2 separate regions of the Homo sapiens genome follow, and region 1 is linked to region 2. Evidence: read pairs that join two places in POLR2A ChIA-PET (ENCODE). Cell type or tissue: PC-3. All regions are shown on one strand. Links, peaks and the distances in the headings refer to the core of each region. The heading gives the core; the rest is flanking DNA. Region 1 overlaps BMAL2 (basic helix-loop-helix ARNT like 2). Region 2 overlaps PPFIBP1 (PPFIB scaffold protein 1).

Region 1 (2,918 bases), core at 203-2,702, 310 kb before region 2:
CTCCAGGCCTTTCCTCAGGCTGTTGGCTGTTCCTGGAATACCCCTGCCCTCCCTCTAGATGGGTCTGGAGAATCTTAACCAATCAAGCTTGAAGGCTGAGCGCAGATGTCACTTTTTTTGTATGTGTGGAGGAGGAGAACTGGTGTGGGAAAATCAATATAAGCTTTGGAACTAGGCCACTGGGCTTGTGATTTCTGGTTTCATTACTTGTCAGCTTTGTAAACTTGGTCAAATTTTAAAACTTCTCTGAGCCCCAATTTCCTTATCTGTAGAATAGGGGTAAAAATACCTAACTTGGAAGGTTGTTTTGGGAATTAAATGAGATAATGATTACAAACTGTTTAATGAACTCTGACCTTCAACAAATGATTTTCCCCTTTTCCTCATGCAACCTTCCCAGAATCTCCTCGTCACCCAAATTGAAATTATTCTCCCCTCCTATTTTCACACTGTAGTTTTTTTGTGTGCCTATGATAACACTTGTGCCTGTCTGCCACAAGTTATTTGGTTTCTTAGCTCCACCCTTAAGTTGCACATTGCCAGGAGGCCAGAATTGGTTCTTACTCAGCTTTATAATCTCCAATTTCTTGCACCTATTAAGTGCTTAATAAAGGCTTGCAGATTTTGAATGAAGAATAGTTTGCTTAAGGTGTGGAAAGGGTTAGTTCATTCTTAAAGGACCCATTAAATACGCACTATTTACTAGGCAAACAGAGAAGCAGAAGTGGATAAAGCAGGAGAAGGGGTTAAAGAGCTTACAAAATCTATTAGGCTGGGTGAGAAATGCAGCCAAAATATTTGTAATATAAGGTAGGCACATGGTACAATATATGGGCTAACTGTTAGGAGTTAGTCTCCTCCCCCACAGTTGGGAGAAATTATATCTAGTTCATGAAAGAGGGACCACAGAAGGCTTTCAGAGAAGGGGTTAATTTTAGTATCGATGGAAAGACAACTCTTGGAGAGGCAGCCAAAAAAAAAAAAGGTTTGGGAGGGGGTCTTCCAGGGAACAGAGTAGGCATGGAAATGGAAAATCACCAGTGACATGCACAGAAGAATTGATGTTAGTATCCTTTGGCTTTGGATAGGAAAACTGAAAAGGAAAGAACTGGCCTACTGAAAAGTTTCATCATTTTCTATTGGGCTTCCCCTCCAAGGTCTGTGATGAGGCATGGACAGTGAACACAGGCAGCCTGTCTTACACATAGGTGAGTTTCCTGCTCTACAAAAGGAAAGATACATGCATCTTCTTTTTGGTTCCTGGCAGGCAACAGAACTTTTAAGTCACCTTGAAAGGCAAATTATGGCATATTTCTGATCAGTAAGAAAGCCGGAAAGCTCACTGATTCCTGGTTCCTGCCAGATGGTTGTCTCTTAGGTCTTAGTCTTCACTCCAAGTTATCTGGGCCCCTTCTCTCTTTCATCTTTTCTTTCCTGAAAAGGGAACTACTACTATCTTTTTTTTAACTTTTATTTTAAGTTCAAGGGTATATGTGCAGGTTTGTTATATGGGTAAACTCGTGTCACAGGGGTTTGTTGTACAGGTTATTTCATCATCCAAGTATTAAGCCTAGTACCCATTAGTTATTTTTTCTGATCCTCTCCCCTCTCCAACCTTCCACCTTCCAATAGGCCTCAGTGTGTGTTGGTTCCCTCTGTATGTCCATGTGTTCTCATCATTTAGCTCCCACTTATAAGTGAGAACATGTGGTATTTGGTTTTCTGGTCCTGTGTTAGTTTGCTAAGGATAATGGCCTCCAGTTCCATTGATGTTCCTGCAGAGGACATGATCTCATTCTTTTTATGGCTACATAATATTCCATGGTGTATATTTACCACATTTTCTTTTTCTAGTCTACCATTTATGGGAACCTAGGTTGATTCCATGTCTTTGCTGTTGTGAATAGTGCTGCAATGAAATATGCATGCATCTTTATAATAGAACAATTTATATTCCTTTGGATATATACACAGTAATCGGATTGCTGAATTGAATAGTAGTTCTGTTTTTGGCTCTTTGAGGAATTGCCACACTGCTTTCCACAATGGTTGAACTAATTTACACTCCCACCAACAGTGTATTAGCATTCCCTTTTCTTTGCAGTCTCACCAGTATCTTACTTTTTGACCTTTTTTTTTTTTTTGAGACGGAGTCTCGCTCTGTCACCCAGGCTGGAGTGCAGTGGTGCGATCTCTGCTCACTGCAAGCTCCGCCTCCCGGGTTCATGCCATTCTCCTGCCTCAGCCTCCCCAGCAGCTGGAACTACAGGTGCACGCCGCCATAATAGCCATTCTGACTGGTATGAGGTGGTAATCTGATTGTGGTTTTGATTTGCACTTCTCTAATAATCAGTGATGTTGAGCTTTTTTTTTAATATGCTTGTTGGCCACATGTATGTCTTTTGAAAAGTGTCTCTTCATGTCCTTTGCCCACGTTTTAATGGAGTTGTTTGTTTTTTCCTTGTAAATTTAAGTTTCTGATAGATGCTGGATATTAGATCTTTGTCAGATGCATAATTTGCAAAAAGTTTTCTGCCATTCTGTTGTAGGTTGTCTGTTCACTCTGTTGATAGTTTCCTTTGCTGTGTAGAAGCTCTTTGGTTTAATTAGATCCCATTTGTCAATTTTTCCTTTTGGCACAATTGCTTTTGGTGTCTTGCATAATGAAATCTTTGCCTGTTCCTATGTCCAGAATGGTATTTCCTAGGCTGTCTTTTGGGTTTTTATGGTTTTGGATTTTACATTTAAGTCTTTAATCCATCTTGAGTTGGCTTTTGTATATGGCATAAGGAAGGGGTTCAGTTTCAGTCTTTTGCATATTGCTAGCCAGTTATCCCAGCACCATTTATTGAATAGGGAGGGAGTCCTTTCCTGGTTGCTTGTTTTTGTCAGCTTTGTCGAAGATCACATGGTTGTAG
Region 2 (2,918 bases), core at 247-2,746:
GAGGCAGCTGAGGAAGAAACAATCTATACATCGTTTCTCAATCTATACTTCCTTTGGCATTTATACCACGCATAAATATACTGAAACATGATTTTTTTTTAAAAAAGTGTGGGGGGCAGGAGGGAGGGGAAGAAATAGTAAGCATCAATATACACAGAGCACTGAGCCAGATGCTGGGGAGGTTACCAAACGAATTATAGGCTCTGCCCTGGAATAGAAGGTAACGTTATACAAAGAAGCAAACTCACAAGTTAATAAGATCAGGACAAAAAGTGTTAAAATGGAGATAAGTGAGGCTAGTCTGCGCTACCAGGGGAAGTCACTGTGGCCTGAGTGTTTAAGCTTTTGGAGGAAGAGAGACAGACCTCAACAACTCGGGGTGCCCCCTACATACTCACAAAGCTTTGCCTGCCCCTGGGTGTGTGTCTGCTCTCAGTGAAGAATACCAGTATCCACTGTTCCTTGTGGGTCATTATTTTCTGCTTGATAAGAAATTGTTTACTTTGGCAAAACATGCCTATATGCTTAACATGCCTGTCTTACCTCTTTTGTGGTAAATGAACCAAATTGCATTCTCGTATTTTCTGTTTGACAGTGACAGCTGTGCAGATTCAATTCAGGCCCCTTGGACTAAGAACACTTGTGATTTTCATTTATCTACGATATATCATTCTTAGAGAAGATCAGCCTTACCCATATTACTTCCTTTTTCAGACAAATGGACACCTACCAGGGAACGGAGATGTGTATCAAGAAAGGCTGGCACGTTTAGAAAATGATAAAGAATCCCTCGTTCTTCAGGCAAGTGATTTTTAAATACTGTTCTTTCCTTGCAGCATACTTACAAAGCCTTTTAAATTGGGGTGGCAAATTCAGATTGCTTGCAGCAATCAGACTGCTAATAGAAATAAGCCTGATAAGCCATCTGTACACAATAGGGAGTGGTGAGGATTGGGGCAGAATGATGGTGTTTACACCCAGTTTAAAAGGAGCTACCATTAATCATCCTCAGCTCTTGCAGGACCAGTCTGAATACGGGCACAATGTTGTCTGATCTGTTCTTTTTTTTTTTTTTTTTTGGAGGCGGGGTCTTGTTACATTGCCCAGGCTAGTCTTGAACTCCTAGGCTCAAGCAACCCTCCTACCTCAGCCTCCCAAGTAGCTGGGATTACAGGTGTGCAGCACCATGCTTCACTGGATCTGATTTTTAAGTATATTTTAATATATAGCAGAAATTCAGATATATGAATATAGCATAACATCTGAATATATGTAAGTTTATATTTCTGAATCTGAAATCAGAATATATATATTTAATTTTTCAATTTTAAAAATGTTACCCTGTGTGAGACAAAACAAAACAGTGACTAGAACCCTCCTTGTGGGCTAAATTTGAGTTTGCTTCTTCATAATGTTTTAAATGCTTCACAAACATTTTTCTTTGGTATATTGAGCAAAATGAATTGAAGTATATTTACTGAGTGATGATTATTGAGGAAAAACTCAAAGATCTGCTGTAAGCACTAGAGTTGAAGGACTAGCCCAACAGCTCCTCAGGCACCTTTGGGTATATTGAGTTGCCCCCCCTGACTTTGAACACATCTATGATCTGTGTCATCTTCAAAGAGCTCATGGAATTTGAATTCCCTGGGTTTTGTTTTTGTTTTTGTTTTGGACGGAGTCTCGCTCTGTTGCCGAGACGGGAGTGCAGTGGCACAATCTTGGCTCACTGCAACCTCCACCTCCCGGATCCAAGCGATTCTCCTGCCTCAGCCTCCTGAGTAACTGGGATTACAGGCACATGCCCCCACAGCCAGCTAATTTTGTATTTTTAGTAGAGATGGGGTTTCACCGTGTTGGCCAGGCTGGTCTTGAACTCCTGACTTCAAGTGATCTGCCCGCCTCAGCCTCCCAAAGTGCTGGGATTACAGGCGTGAGCCACCGTGCATGCTACCTCTCCCCCCTACCCCTGGCCAGGTTCTTTTTCTTATTCTCCTTGAAGTATCAAATTTTTGATAATTTCTATTTCAAACATTAACTTTGTTTCCTCTCTTATACTATCTCCACGCTGCCCCCTAAAAAGATAACTTCTGTACATGCTGTCTTTCATAAATGGTTGAAGTAGCTTTAACCAAAAAGTATTGTACATTCCTAATCTACACGAATTTTCTCCAAATTGTATAGGCCTCCTTAAATCAAATAGCAACATATAAATAGGAATGTGAGGGACCACTGTCTTCTTGGTACTTCTCAGATTTTTTTTTCTTTATAACCGTATGAATGGTAGGATCATTCCTTTTTTTGTTCCATTTAGAGAAATAACGTATGCAGTGGGACCCAAATTCTTTTTCACTCATTGCATTATTTTGCTCTAAATACAGGTAAGTGTGTTAACAGACCAGGTGGAGGCTCAGGGAGAGAAGATTCGAGATTTGGAGTTTTGTCTTGAAGAGCACAGAGAGAAGGTGAATGCCACAGAAGAAATGCTGCAGCAGGTATGTGCAGAGGCCAGAACCAAGATGGGATTTCCCTGCTGAACTATGTGAGATGCTGCATTTCTATGTTGTGTTTGCTCTGATGCAGCAGTAAGTTTCTTGATTCATTTAGACCAGCACATTAAAAAAAAAAAATTGAGAGTAGTAGAGTCTCAAAACACATGCACACAATATAAAGTGTTTATGTAATTAGAATCTGGAACAAAATGTCAATAGGATTGTGGCTTATTTTAATTTTCTTTTTTTGCATTCAGATGGTTTCCTCTCACCCATAGCATGTGTTTTATAATTAAGAAAAAATATAATAGTAAAAAATCTAATAATCCAGTTTAAAAATGGGTAAAATATTTGAATAGACATTTCTCAAAAGAAGACATACAAATGGCAAACAGACATATGAAAAGGTGCTCAACATCATTGCTC

What was found. ChIA-PET counts read pairs that join two places held together with the same protein. Peaks named below come from ENCODE experiments on the same cell type or tissue, not always from the same donor. Only the 100,000 strongest peaks of a DNase experiment are listed, where the experiment ranks them.
Region 1: POLR2A ChIA-PET joins it to region 2 with 12 read pairs; 4 of 35 experiments call an interaction of 5 or more read pairs at or near these places.

The regions. Positions count from the first base shown.
Region 1 is chr12:27,337,499-27,340,416 of GRCh38, forward strand. All of the region lies in intron 1 of BMAL2 (basic helix-loop-helix ARNT like 2), which reads left to right. Among named protein-coding and RNA genes, the nearest start is that of BMAL2, 6.1 kb to the left of the region's middle. In PC-3, for the core only: no CTCF peak of the experiment used is centred there; no DNase peak of the experiment used is centred there; H3K4me3 peaks cover 416 bases; H3K27ac peaks cover 1,317 bases.
Region 2 is chr12:27,645,348-27,648,265 of GRCh38, forward strand. It overlaps PPFIBP1 (PPFIB scaffold protein 1), which reads left to right. Exons shown (of 30, transcript NM_003622.4): 5 at 715-801; 6 at 2,382-2,495. Among named protein-coding and RNA genes, the nearest start is that of REP15, 50 kb to the right of the region's middle. In PC-3, for the core only: no CTCF peak of the experiment used is centred there; no DNase peak of the experiment used is centred there.